Linked DNA regions of Homo sapiens: region 1 is linked to region 2. Evidence: read pairs that join two places in POLR2A ChIA-PET (ENCODE). Cell type or tissue: OCI-LY7. All regions are shown on one strand. Each heading gives the region's core, and the rest is flanking DNA. Links, peaks and the distances in the headings are about the cores only.

Evidence for each region. Peaks named below come from ENCODE experiments on the same cell type or tissue, not always from the same donor. Only the 100,000 strongest peaks of a DNase experiment are listed, where the experiment ranks them.
Region 1: POLR2A ChIA-PET joins it to region 2 with 6 read pairs; 2 of 35 experiments call an interaction of 5 or more read pairs at or near these places.

The regions. Positions count from the first base shown.
Region 1 is chr16:88,979,787-88,985,924 of GRCh38, reverse strand. LOC124903756 (a long non-coding RNA gene) reads right to left here and starts at 4,862. Exons shown (of 2, transcript XR_007065183.1): 1 at 4,696-4,862; 2 at 3,639-3,969. RefSeq lists enhancers at 2,201-2,260, 1,966-2,466 and a silencer at 3,551-3,753. In OCI-LY7, for the core only: no CTCF peak of the experiment used is centred there; a DNase peak (open chromatin) is centred at 2,024; H3K4me3 peaks cover 2,155 bases; H3K27ac peaks cover 4,336 bases.
Region 2 is chr16:89,481,078-89,488,875 of GRCh38, reverse strand. All of the region lies in intron 1 of ANKRD11 (ankyrin repeat domain containing 11), which reads left to right. Among named protein-coding and RNA genes, the nearest start is that of ANKRD11, 5.6 kb to the left of the region's middle. RefSeq lists enhancers at 359-428, 579-848, 627-1,127, 1,128-1,628. In OCI-LY7, for the core only: no CTCF peak of the experiment used is centred there; DNase peaks (open chromatin) are centred at 3,005 and 3,875; H3K4me3 peaks cover 2,733 bases; H3K27ac peaks cover 2,269 bases.

The sequences.
Region 1 (6,138 bases), core at 1-5,000, 500 kb after region 2:
TCCATGACCTTCAGCTTTCTCCCAAGAAGCCCTACCCTCTCGGGCCGGCCAGGTTGGACCCCCTTAGACGGATAAGGCCAGGTTGGACCCCCTTAGCCGGGTCAGGCCTGCAGGCGACAGCCAGGAAGGGGCTGGACCCTGGACCCACCCCCACGCCAAGCACCACAGACATGTGCTCCGAGCTCAGGTGGCTGGAACTGCCAGGGAGGTCCCAGAGCCTCAGGGAAGTCCCTCCACCCACCCATGGGGAGAGACAACCGTTGCAATGACAGAGTCACAGTGCTGGCTCACCCTGTCCCCAAGCAGACCCCGGGGCAACCTCGTCCCTCCAGATCCCCTCGGGGACAATCGGAGCAGACCCAGGACAGCCCCAGGTGCCCCACGCACAGATCCTGGGTGGGTGAGGATTTCTGACAAGCTCCCAGGGTCAGGGACTGCGCTCTGAGAACCCTCGGACTCCCCTCCCAGACCCCTCTCACTTTCCTCGGTGTCTGGAGTCGGGACTGAACATGGGCGCAGGGTCAGGGACTGCGCTCTGAGAACCCCTGGACTCCCCTGCCCGACCCCTCTCACTTTCCGCGGTGTCTGGAGTCAGGACTGAACACGGGCAGAGTGGGAAGGGTGTTTTAGGCCAGGGCACCCAAAGGCGCCTTAAAAGAATCTGATGTTTAAAATGTTTCAAGTTCAGTGAAGCAGAGTGCTTGATCCACAAGCCTGTGTTATATCCTCTAAGCTTGTGTGTGTCTGAAAACAAGGTCAATAGAAACCTAACTATTAAAAAGCCATGAGGCCGGGTGCAGTGGCTCATGCCTGTCATCCCAGCACTTTGGGAGGCTGAGACAGGAGAATCGCTTCAGCCACGAGTTTGAGACCAGCCTGGGCAACATAGTGAGGCCCCATCTCTACAAAACATAAAAAATTAACCAGGCATGGTGGCGGGCGCCTCTGGTCCCAGCTATTCAAGAGGCTGATGCAGGAGATTCGCTTGAGCCCAGGGGGTGGAGGCTGCGGTGAGCCAAGATCGCACTGCTGCACTCCAGCCTGGGTGACAGAGCAAGACCCTGCCTCAGAAAAAATAAATAATGGAAGCAAAACACAAAGTTTTTTTCTTATTGGATACAGGCCAGTTTGTCTTCCAGTTCAGCTCTAAGATACAATAACAGTGCTGTGATCGTCCATCACACTCACAATCGCCCAGGACGCGAATGGTTAGGGTCCTGCAGCCTCTTCAGGGACGAAGTCCACGTTTGGAGCAGGTCAGGCTGCATGGTTCTTAACCCAAGACTCCCAGATCCTTCCGGATCCTTCCGGGTGCCTGGAATATCCTTGGGCCTCTTGGCCAGACCTAGCTGGGTCTTCCGTGGCCCCAGGCCCCACTGCAGCCCGAAGTAGCCACTGGTGGGAGGCAGGAGCTTGGCACTGCTTGGGGGAGGTGTCTATGACGCAGGAGGTGGCACCCTGGCTCTGGAGGGCGGGCGGCTGCCTCTCCCCACGCACCACGCGCCACGCGCCACACACACAGAACCACACACCAGCCTCTTGGTATTTTCCTCATGTTGGATGCCGCTCGATGGCCCAGGTTTACCCAGTTCCCAGGCTCCGGGCTGAGAACAGAATGTTCCAGAATGTTCTAGAACATTGGTGGGTAGGCCAGGGCCACGTTCTTCCCTCTTAAGCTGCTGTGAACACCCAGGCAGGACGGAGGGGAGGAGAGGAAGAGCACAGGGCAGGGGTTCCCTCGTTCATTCCTTCTGCTGCACACACACCACCCCCCGTCGGCAGAGCCGTGGACTCGCGGACTCACAGGAGATGAGATGAGGGCAGGTCACCGGTGTGGGGCCTGCGGACTAGACATGGCACCAGCACAGGGGCAGCCGCCTCAGCCTGAGTCAGAGGGAAACCGGGGCGGCACCGGCACGTCGCAGCCCTCACCCCGCCTGGGCTCCTTACAGGGAAAGTGGCCTCCGGACGGGGCTTCCCCCTTTGCAGCTGGGGTGCAGCAGCCCAGGACCCTGGGACCCCCAGGGAGGCTGGGACTTTCCCCTCTGGGAGCCTCGGTTTCCTGTTCTGCAGAACGGGCAGCCTTGCCGGGTCTTGATGCCTCCTGGGCGCTGGGGAGGAGCAGAGACCACGGTGGGCAGAGGGCTCCGTGTCCTGGAAGCTGGGTGGGTGTAGCCACAGCAGGCTCTCTGCCTCAGGGAGAGGACTGGCTTAGACCCAGCCTGAGTCCCAAATCCCACCGCTGGTGACCTGGGAAATTGCTTAACCTCTCCAGTCCTGTCAGACACCGAATATATGCCACCAGGTCACCAGCGTCCCCCGCAAGTCCAGGGTGCTCAGGAAGCGGGGGCGACGCTGTTGCTGCCCTGATGCTCAAATTCCTGTCTCTGTTCAGACTCCACCCTGCTGGGCTCAGCCCCATGCGCTTCAGGAGGGGAGGAGGATGCCAGCCAAGGGAACAGCGGGTCCTGTGGGGCTGTGGCCTCTGACTGCCGTCAGCTCTCTGTCCCACACCCACTACCCGCCTGGGGTGGCTGATGAGCTGGGGAAGGCCCTCCTGTCCGGGCAAAGGCCACTGAGCCCCCTAGGCCTTGGGGGCTGCCCCAGGGTCCCAAGGCTGCGCTGGGCGGCCGGGCCTGGAGTCTCAGCCCATCCTGCTCTTCGGAAGCAGCTGGGGAGACCGGCCATTTCCTCTGTGTTCCCTGGGATGTGTGTGGGGCAGAGCCCCAGGGGAGTCCTGAGGGCGAGAGAGGTGGAATTCAGCCTAGAGAAGTTCCAGGTGTCGTGTGGGGGACCCAGAGGTGGGTGTGCCAAACTCCGCCAGCCAGTCATCACCCATGGAGCCCTGCGCCTTGTGCCGGGAACACAGCCCTTGGAGACAGGCAAGGTTCCCGCCCAGGGCTGCTTTCCTGTGGGTCCAAGGAAACCAGCCCACAGCAACTGCAACCCAAGGTGCTAATGCTGTGATGGAGGCGTGCAGGGGGCATGGAGCCCAGGAAGGTGTGAAGGGGGTGTGGAACCCAGGAAGGTGTGCAGGGGGTGTGGAGCCCAGGACAGGACAGGGCACTTCCTATGGGCTCTGAGGGCTGGGTAGGAGCCCGCCACGTGAGGCAAGTTTCGATGGGAGGGCTGGGGAAGGCCCAGAGATGAGGAAACACCCTCAGGAGAAGCGGCTCTGATGTAGGGTTGGGGCAGAGTGTGGAGGGGCCCCCAGCCACCTTCAGGGTCTGGCCTTGATCTTGAGGGAGGTGGGCAGCCACTGAAGGTTTAAGAGGAGGGGCGGGGCAGCCACATCACAATTGAAGCAGGTCTCTTGCCATGGGGGCGGGAGGGCTGTGGGGGAGGAGGCTGTGGGGGAGGAGGCTGTGGCTGACTCCAGGGGGCGGCGGTGGGGCTGGGAGAGCCCTTTCTCCCTTCCAAAGCACTCTTCCGGAGAGGGGCCGCATCTGCAGGGATGCCGACCTGAGCTCAATTTAGGAAGAGCTTTCTAGCAGCAACGCGCCTGCCCCGGAGGCGGCCATGGCCAGAAGGCGGTGTGGGGATTCCACTGTCCCCCTGGGCTGGCCCCTTCACGGCTCAGGGATCTCGCAGGGGTCACAGCTGCCCGTCCGTGCTTGCCCACCTTCACGGGCACCATAGGAGAGTCCAAACGTGGACGGTTTTATTAAATCCTCACCACACCCCCATTCAGCTGACTCTGTTACCTTCTTACTTTACAGTTGGGGAAACGGGTCAAGACATTTGCCCAAGCGTACCCAGCACAGACAGGAAATGCTGAGTGTGAACCAGGGGCCTGTGACTTCGAGACCCTCAGTGGGGTTCCGGCTGTCCCACCGGAGACTCCTGGAAGCTGAGGTGGTGAGCGGGACCGGGGGACACCTTCGAGGGAAGCTGGAACCGCGGTTCTTTCCTTGGAATTCAGGGGATCCGTGGACTTGGATGAGTTTCATCTGGCATTGTGTCGTGTCTCTAACCAAAATTTAGCCTTTCCTGTAACCAAGAACGTGGGCACCTCCCCAGGGTGTCAGCCGCGCCTGTGCCGTTGACACCGATAGAGCTGCCCCAGGGCCACTTTGGTGGGCCCCAAGCAGCCACGCCTTGGGAGGGTCCAGGGCTCCACAAAAGACCCCCCTCGCCTTCCACTCACCACCACGTCTCCTAATGCGGTTCCCACGCCTCACCACTTTAAATCATGGCTTAATGAAAAGCACAGTGCTCACTACACCAGAATGTTCTAACGGGGTGGTAGCTGTATTTTGGTAAAATGGGTTTCCTTCATAATTCTGTGAACTTATTTGCTTACTAGATGCCCAAGGAGTCCACACACCGGGAAGGTGAAGACCCCGATTCCAGTTCCGTGCTCTCATTGGGGTGTCTCCGGCCTGCGCCTCGGCTCGGACTCCCCAGGTAGACCTGCTCTTTCTGGGGGTGGCAGGAGCGCCCAGTAACTGCAGTCTCAGAGCCCTGGAATCCTGCACCACTTTGTACCAGGTTTCCCCAAATCACCCCAGCCCTCCGGCCATGGCACCTTCTCCGTGGTTCTGGGTTTGCTCAGCCGTGCCCTGAGCTGGGGAGTGGCTGAGCATCCAGCTATGAGCCGCTTCACCTGCACTGCCTTGAACACCCGGGGCAGGTTTTTTCCTGCCTCCACCCCCGGCCCCCACTCCCTCTGTGGCTCACCCCAACTGTCCACACCTTATTCAGGACCAGAAAGCCGGGGCAAGGCTCCTCCGTACATGACACTGTTCAGCATCCTCTGGAGCGGCTTCGCGACTTACATTCCTCTCTCCAGGCTTTGTGACTGGGGATGGCACCCTTGTGGGCCTCCTCCCTCCTCTGTAAAGTGGGCTGGCATGAGACTTACATAAAACCATATTACCACTTATTCATTGATCCACCTATCCACCCACCCACCCATCCACCCATCCACCCACCCACCCACCCATCCACCCATCCACCCACCCCTCTACCCATCCATCCACACATTGACCCACCCACCCATCTATCCACCTACCCACCCATTCACCCATGCACCCATCTATTCACCCATCCATCCATCCATCCATTCACCCATCCACCCATCTATCCACCCATCCATCCACCCATCCATCCACCCATCCACCCATTCACCCATCCACCCACCCATCCACCCATCCATCCACCTATCCACCCATCCACCCATGTATCCATCCATCCACTCATTCACCTGTCTATCCACCCATCCATCCCTACCCACCCATTCACTGATCCACTCATCCATCCACCCATCCACGCACCCATTCATCCACCCATCCATCCACACATTCACCCACCCACCGATCCATTCACCTACTCACCCATTCACCCATCTCTCCATCCACCACCCATTCACCCATTTATCCATCCATCCATCCATCCATCCATCCACCCATTCACTCATCTATCCACTCATCCACCCATTCACCCGTCTATCCACCCATCCACACATTCACCCATCTATCCACCCACCCACCCACACACCCATCCACCATTCATTCACCCACACACCCATCCATCCACCTACCCACCCATTCACCCATCTCTCCATCCACCCATCCATCCACACATTCACCCACCCACCTATCCATTCGCCTACTCACCCATTCACCCATCTCTCCATCCATCCACCCATCCACCCATCTATCCATCCACCTACCCATTCACCCATTTATCCATCCATCCTTCCACCTATTCACCCATCTATCCACCCATCCACCCATTCACCCATCTACCCACCCATCCACCCATCTATCCATCCACCACCCATTCACCCATTTATCCATCCATCCATCCATCCACCCATTCACTCATCTATCCACTCATCCACCCATTCACCCGTCTATCCACCCATCCACACATTCACCCATCTATCCACCCACCCACCCACACACCCATCCACCATTCATTCACCCACACACCCATCCATCTACCTACCCACCCATTCACCCATCTCTCCATCCACCCACCCATTTACCCATTTATCCATTCATCCATCCACCCATTCACCCATCTTTCCGCCCATTCACCCATCTATCCATCCACCCACCCATCCACACATCTATCCATCCACCCACCCATCCACCCACTCACTCACTCACCCATCTATCCACCCACTCACCC
Region 2 (7,798 bases), core at 1,677-6,676:
ACAGGGTTTTATGGTAGAGAAATTAGATTTCAGGCTTTCTTACATGAGGAGAGAGTTTTATGCAGTCATTAGAGCAATATCCTTAACACTTGAAATGAGAAATAAAAGTGTGCACAGTTGTTGAACTGCAAAACTTAGAGAATCTTTTGATCCTTTTTGGGATGTTGAGACTTAGCCAAACATATAAGATGATATTACCTGTGGAAAAAGTGCCATCGAAACAGTTACTGTTTTTGTTGTGTGCAGACCTAGTCTATGGCATAACGTTCAAAATCGGAGACCCTGAGGCTGTTTCTTTGGTTTCTCTGAGACCTTGATTTCTCTTAGTAAGTATTGGCTGCCCTGGAAGACTTCGAGTTCTGTTAGAGAATGATTACAGAAGTCCTCTGATTTTACTCTGCAACTGTAGTTAAACTAGAAAAAAAGGGGGGGGGGCGGATGTCTTGCTCAGCCTTCATTGTGACCCTTGCATTGGATCTCGTATAGTTGGTGTGGCCTCCCCTACCCTCCATTCAGCTGTTGTTCTCCTCTTTCTGTAGTTTCTCCCCGAAGAGCAGGATCTCCTTCGATAGGCTGGCCATCTGAATGGAACTGGATGGGAGGGAACAAAGACCAAGTTGCTGTGACGTTTTCTCTGTTCTTCGTGATGCCTCTTAAGTTTGTTGAAAAGTTCCCCACAAGATAGTGCTAAATTTGACCTAAACTTGAAACTTTCAGCAGTTTTTTTCTTCTGTTCTATTTTTGCTGTAGTAAAATATACATAACACAATTTACCAGAATTTTGTTTTTAAAGGTGTCACCTTTAAAACCTGAGTTCCTCTTTTGCAGCTCTCATTTGCGTCAGCCTTCTGACTTGCATTGCCACCGCCAGATGCTTTTCTCCGGACTGGCCATGCTGGGCACCCCATACCAGCAGTGCCATCACACCCTCCCAGATGGGCTGTTGATGACGAGCGGCTGCCATGTTAGCGGTAATTACAGTGTTGATACGGTGGCAAGTAGAACTCCCTACAAATAGAGTGAAGGAAACTATGCTGTTTGTGTTGGACAGTATTTTTCCAAGAAGTTTTTGTGCCCCTTTTTATTTTATTTTATTTTTATTTTTTTGGAGTCTCGCTCTGTCGCCCAGGCTGGAGTGCAGTGGCGCAATCTTGGCTCATTGCAACCTCCGTCTCCTGGGGTTCAAGCAGTTCTCTGCCTCAGCCTCCCGAGTAGCTGGGATTACAGGCGCCCACCGCCACGCCTGGCTAATTTTTGTATTTTTAGTAGAGATGGGGTTTCACCATGTTGGCCACGCTGGTCTTGAACTCCTAACCTTGTGATCCACCTGCCTTGGCCTCCCAAAGTGCTGGGATTACAGGCGTGAGCCACCGCGCCCGGCCTCTTTTTGTGCCTTTTTAAGTAGATTTGACATAGAAAGGTTATGCTTCATCAAATATAAGAGGAGTCTTATTTTGCATATGGGCAGAGAGCCCATCATCAATTAAATAACATAATTAGAGAGTATCAGTAAATGCTGGCTCAGAAAATAATCTGCATTTTGTTGCCAAAATAAGTGTTTTGATCTGTCCATTACTCTGTGTAACTCCCTTCATCCTCAAATCGTAAGTGTAATGGGTGAGTGTCTCTTAATAGCAAGGTATTTGTAGTTAATCGGTGAAAATGATGGTGCATCCCTTGTCTGGTGGCTGCGTCAGTTTGTGACTCTTGTGTAGTCAGTGCTCTGTGGGAATTCAGTGTGGCCCGTTTGATAAACTTTATAGAAAAATGGAATGAATTCAAATAAAAGTTATTGTCTTGAAATTTTGAAATGTTTTCAGTGTGTGTTCTCTTAATTTGAAATTGTTTTTTTCTTTTTTTTTTTTTTGAGACGGAGTCTCGCTTTGTTGCCCAGGCTGGAGTGCAGTGGCATGATCTCGACTCACTGCAACCTCCACCTCCTGGGTTTAAGCAATTCTCCTGCCTCAGCCTCCCAAGTAGCTGGGATTACAGACACCTCCTACCAAACACGGCTAATTTTTTTTTATTGTTAGTAGAGACTGGAGTTTCACCATGTTGGCCAGGCTGGTTTCAAACTCCTGACCTCAAGTGATCCACCTGCCTCGGCCTCCCAAAGTGCTGGGATTATAGACGTGAGCCACCATGCCTGGCCTCAAATGTTATTTTTATGATAACGTCCCAAATGGTGACTGTGGCCTAACTCTGATACCATGCCCCATTCTTGACCCTGCCCCAAGCTTCCAGTCATTCTGGCTGCGTTGGCCTTGCCTTTCCTCAGTTGGGCCATGTGCCATAGTTTGTGGCATGGCCTCGACATACCTCGCTGCCATCTCATGCAGATCCCCCCAAACTCCAAGATAACTCCTACTCAGCCTTTGCGTCTTAGTGTAATATCACTTCCTTTAGTAAGTCTTTTTTTTTTTTTTTTGAGGCAGGGTCTCGGTGTGTTGCTCAGGCTGGAGGGCAGCGGCCAGTTGCGTGAACGTGGCTCTCTTCAGTCTCGACTCCCTGAGCTGAAGCGATCCTCCCACCTCAGACTCCTGAGTAGCTGGGACCACAGGCATGTGCCGCCGTGCCCAGCTAATTTATTTTACTTTTTGTAGAAACAGGGTCTTCCTGTGTTGTGTAGGCCTCAGCCTTCTGGGGTTGGCTTACCTCAGTCTCCTAAAGTGTTGGGATTATAGGCATGAGCCACTGTGCTCAGCCCCCTTTTGTTTTCATTACAAGTTTGCTTTTATAACTTAGATAAAGGTGGGAAGACAGTTTTCACAATTAAGGCAGAACAAGAGATAAAGAAACATAAAGGGAGAGTTGTCTTTGTGGGAAGAAAGTGCTTTCTGTGAAAGCACTTTTAGCAGGACTGCTGTTTTCAGGCCAGAGTAGAAGGGCCAGAAGCAGTTTTTATTCAGATTTCCTCATCGTTTCCATCAAGGTCTCAGTGACTGTAAAGGATGGGTTGAAATCAGTCTGGACTAAGTGTGGTTTGCTGCTGCTGCTTATGAGGATTAAGTGTCTCGTTTGTCCGGAGGCCCCTCTGGTCACATGTAGCTGAGCAGGTGGAGTGATATGAAAGTTTTAGCATTTTAATGAAGAAAAAATGATCTCTTTGGAGGGAAAGACAACGAAATGGAGGTGTGCCCTATTGATTTTTTTCTGTATGTTTAGGTTTTCAAAGTTTCTTTGTAAATGAAACTGTTATGTAATTGGCAAAAGTTTGCTTTTTAAAGACTAATTGTGGGTATATTTGGGAGATTGCGACTTGTTTTAGATTTTTGGGTTTACAGTAAGGGGCTAGGGTATTTGGTGGAGGGGAACTGGTTGATTGTGGTTGAAAACATTCAGATACTATTCTAGCTCTAAGAAACCTCACAGTTTTGTTTTGTTTTGAGACAGAGTCTCTGTCACCTAGGCTGGAGTGCAGTGGCACGATCTTGGGTCATAGCAACCTCTGCCTCCCGGATTCAAGTGATTCTTCTGCCTCAGCCTCCCGAGTAGCTGGGACTACAGGCCCATACCACCACTCCCAGTTAGTGTTTTTTTTTTTTTTTTTTTAAAGTAGAGATGGGGTTTCCCCATGTTGGTCAGGCTGGTCTGGAACCCCTGACCTCAGGTGATCCAGCCGTCTTGGCCTCCCAAAGTGCTGGGATTACAGGTGTGAACTACCGCGCCTAGCCAGAAACCCCACAGTGCTAAAGCTGGCTCTGTGAATAAAGGGTTAAGAGGGTTTTCAGTGTGAAAATAAAAGTAAGCCGTCCTGTCTGTATGGCTGAGATTTTTCAGGGGCCTAGAGGACCGAATCCTGTTGAGTGAAAATCCAGTCTTCTGGGCTTCCCCACACCCGCTTTCTCTCTTCCTCTTGGAGGTCAAGGTTGAGACAGCTGTCAGGGTGCTGCTGTCTCAGTTACAGCGTCCTTGTGGCTGGTGGAGGGTGAGACCTGTTTCCAGGCCTGTCCTTCGCATCTGTGCAGTGAATTATTTATTATCCTGGAAATCTGTAGGGCTCTTTTTTCCACGTGTAAAGCAACCAATGTGTACCTGTTCATTATTTGAAAATGTTGGCTTTTTCTCAACAAACCATTTTTATACCATATGAAAATTTCTTTTGTCATGGTAAAATTCAGAAGACTTTCCCCTTCATTACTTAACTCTAAAAAATGTGACTTTTAAGAATGGCTGAAATTGAAATGTTATTTGTAAATGCCTAATAACTTTATGATATCAGAGGTTATTTTTTATGTAAAATTAGCAAATAAACCTCTTTTCTTGGTGCATTGATAGTAAGTTGCCCTTCCTCGACTCCCTATGGCTCTTTTCAGACTTAGGATGCTAATGGCTTAGAATAAATTTTGGAATGCAGTATTTCCAAGTAAAGGGAAGATTGCGTAGGCTGCTTGGTTCCTGAGGTTTTACTAGAGTTAGGATTAGCTTACTGCTGCATTCATATCTGACACAATCAAAGAAGACTTTGGTTTAATTCTGGATGATGATGTAAACTTGAAATCATTATGGCTGTACTGTTTAAACTTATCTAAAATAGAGAAGGTAAGACGCAGTGAAGGACCTTATTTTTCTCTTAAGAAATCAAGCTTTGTTAGTATCCACCATGTTTCTAGATGTGGTTTTACATCTTGCAAAACAGGAAATAAAAGTAAAAAACCAAAAAAACCCCAGAGCACCACTCTTGAAAGGATTAAGTTTTTAAAAATGATTTTGACTAAGATGTCTGGCTGATTAAAGGATGTGCAGAGCACTGAATAACCTTTGCCTTTTCTGATGGTGACAAAGAAGAAATCCAGCTTTCAGGCAGCCGAAGAGCGTCTCGAGAGCTTGTAGTGTTAGTATTCCACAGCCCCACAGTTGATTCGGATTTCAAGGAATTTTTAGACTTTGTGGATTTTTTCTTCACTATAATTGTATGTTTGGCTCCTAATTTATTTAAATTACATACATAGATATTTTTGTTACTTTGAGAATAGTCTATCTGAAATTTGAAGTTCTTTAGAGCTTAATATATTAAATATGCTAACACTCAAAACATTTTCTTTCTTTTTTTTTTTTTTTGAGATGGAGTTTCCCTCTTGTTGCCCAGGCATGATCTTGGCTCACCGCAACCTCCGCCTCCCGGGTTCAGGCGATTCTCCTACCTCATCTTCCCGAGTAGCTGGGATTACAGGCACGCGCCACCACTCCTGGCTAATTTTGTATTTTTCGTAGAGACGGGGTTTCTCCGTGTTGGTCAGGCTGGTCTCAAACTCCCGACCTCAGGTGATCTGCCTGCCTTGGCCTCCCAAAGGGCTGGGATTACAGGCGTGAGCCACCATGCCCGGCCTAAACATTTTCTCACAGGCATTTTTCCCCTGACACATGCGAGAGGTATCTTTGAATTGTATCCTTTATCTTTTAGTGTGAAACTCAGAAAAGTGATGCACGCTTGCACTTACAGTTCAGGTAAAATGTTAAGCATATTCAATGAGATTTACATTCATGCTTGATTTTTCTTTGGCAAAGTCTTTAGATCTGATTCTGCTAAACTTGGGTTCTCACCAGATGACTGGCTTTTAAAAGAAGATGATGTTGAAACTGACTCTTGTAAAAAAGGACATTTAGTAGAAGCTAATGGTACGGTGAAGTTTTAGAGAGTTGAGGAGAAAATCTGTCTTAGAACTTAATCTGTGCCTTTTCCTTAATAGCTTTCTTCTAAGCCCATAAATATATTGGTTCAGGGGGATGAGTGAAGGCAAATGGAGGGTGTGGAAGGGAGACAGAGAACAGCTCTTGGGCGTTGGAGAAGTGCTGGGACTTGTGTCAGTGCTGCCCGTGTTGGTTTTCCAGCGCTGCTGTAACTAACCACCATAACCTTAGATTTATTGTTTTATAGTTCTGTTGATTAGAAGCCTAACATGATCTGCCTGGGCTAAAATCTGGGTAGGTAGGGCTGGTTCCTTCTGGAGGCTCCAGGGGAGAATCTGTGTTCTTGTCTTTTCCGTGTTCCAGAGGCTGCCTGCATTCGGCCTGTAGTGCTTTCCTCAGTCTTCAAAGCCAGCCTCATGGCATCTCTCTGACTCCTGCTGCCCACCCGCTTTTTTGGAGAGTCTCGGCTCTGTTGCCCAGGCTGGAGTGCAGTGGCACAATCAAGGCTCACTGCAGCGTCGACCTCCTGGGCTCAATCAATCCTCCCGCCTCAGCCCCCCAGCAGTGCTGGAATTACAGGCATGGAGCCACTGTGCCTGGCCCTTGTTTCACTTTTGGATCCTTGTGGTTACAAATTGGGCCCACCCGAGCACTGCGAGGTCATCTCCCTCTCTGCTGATTAGTAACCTCAGTTCCCTTTTCCACGTAACCTAAGGCATTCACAGGTTCCAGGGGTGAGCAAGCTGGAGGTTTTTCCAGTAATGTTCCCTTGCTGTCCTCAGATGCCATCCGGGATCCCACATTGCATTTAGTTGTCATGTCTCCTTAATCTCGTCTGCAACCATTTCTCAGCGTTTCCCTGTTTTTCATGACCTTGGCAGTTTTGATGAGGGCAGTCATCTTTTTTTATGTCTTTGTGACTGACCGTTCACACATTGGCATGTTTGTAAAGCACGGTGTGGCTGACGTGTGGCTCACCTGACTGCTTTTCCAAATGGGGTGCAGTGTGCTCTACAGTGGGAGAACAGCTTTGTGTCTTCTTTTAGCTGGAAGGAGCTACATGTTTTATAGAAGGGACTTCTGAAACTAGACAAACTCTGCTTTTTCTGATGTTTCACTGATTTCCTTCACAGATGTTCATTGGCTGCTCACTGGGTGCAGTGCTGTGGCCTCCTGTTCTGAGATCTGGGAGAAAGATGCATTTAGTTGACTAAAGCTTGCATTAAATATTGGTTCTTATGAAAAGAGAGATCATAGATCAGAGGAGGGAAAGGCTCTGTGACCTGGGAGATTTAAGGGAAGAAGTGCTATTTTTTTTTTTTTTAACTGTAAGCTATGTTTCTGTTTTAAAAAAAGAATCAGTAGAATGTCACTGCAGAAATCAGAGTAAGGGCATCTTCGACTTCGGGAAGGCTGGGGACAAAGGCTGGGAAGGCCGCATGTAACGTGAGAATGTCAGCCAGACGTGTCTGAACACGAAAGCCCATCCAAGAAGATGGAAGATGACAGCAGATTAACCTGGAAGCATGACTGGAGTTGGGTTGTGTAGGGTTTGCAATGATAGACCTGAATTTCATTTGCTTACTTGTTTTGAGGCAGAAGATGATGTGTCAGAGTTTGCAGGCGGTGGATGCCTAGATGAAAGCACTGGCTTTGCAACACCATGGTGCCTAAATGGTTCTTTTTTTGAGACAAGGTCTTGCTCTGTCACTCAGGGTGGAGTGCAGTGGCGTGACCATATCTCACTGCATCCTTGAGCTTCTGGGCTCAAGTGAGCCTCCTGCGTCAACGTCATGAGTGGCTAGAACTACAGACGTGCGCTAATTTTTAAAAATTCTTTGTAGAAATGGGGTTTCGCTATGTTTCTTAGGCTGATGTTGAACTCCTGGCCTCAAGTAGTCCTCCTGCCTCAGCCTCCCAAAGTGCTGGGATGACAGGCACAAGACATCACATGCAGCCTTAAGAAGATCCCTACAAGAGAACCTGGAGAAACTTGAAATAGGGAAGGGGACTCGAAAGCACACTGTGTAGGTGAATTGTGAAGACTTCATGGTGTTAACTGGTATTCATTAAAAAGACTTGGAAAAAGAGAAGATGAATTGATTCCCAGTGGAGGGAATGGGGCAAACATTAGTTAGGAGAGTGGCTTTGTGAAACGATAGAGCAA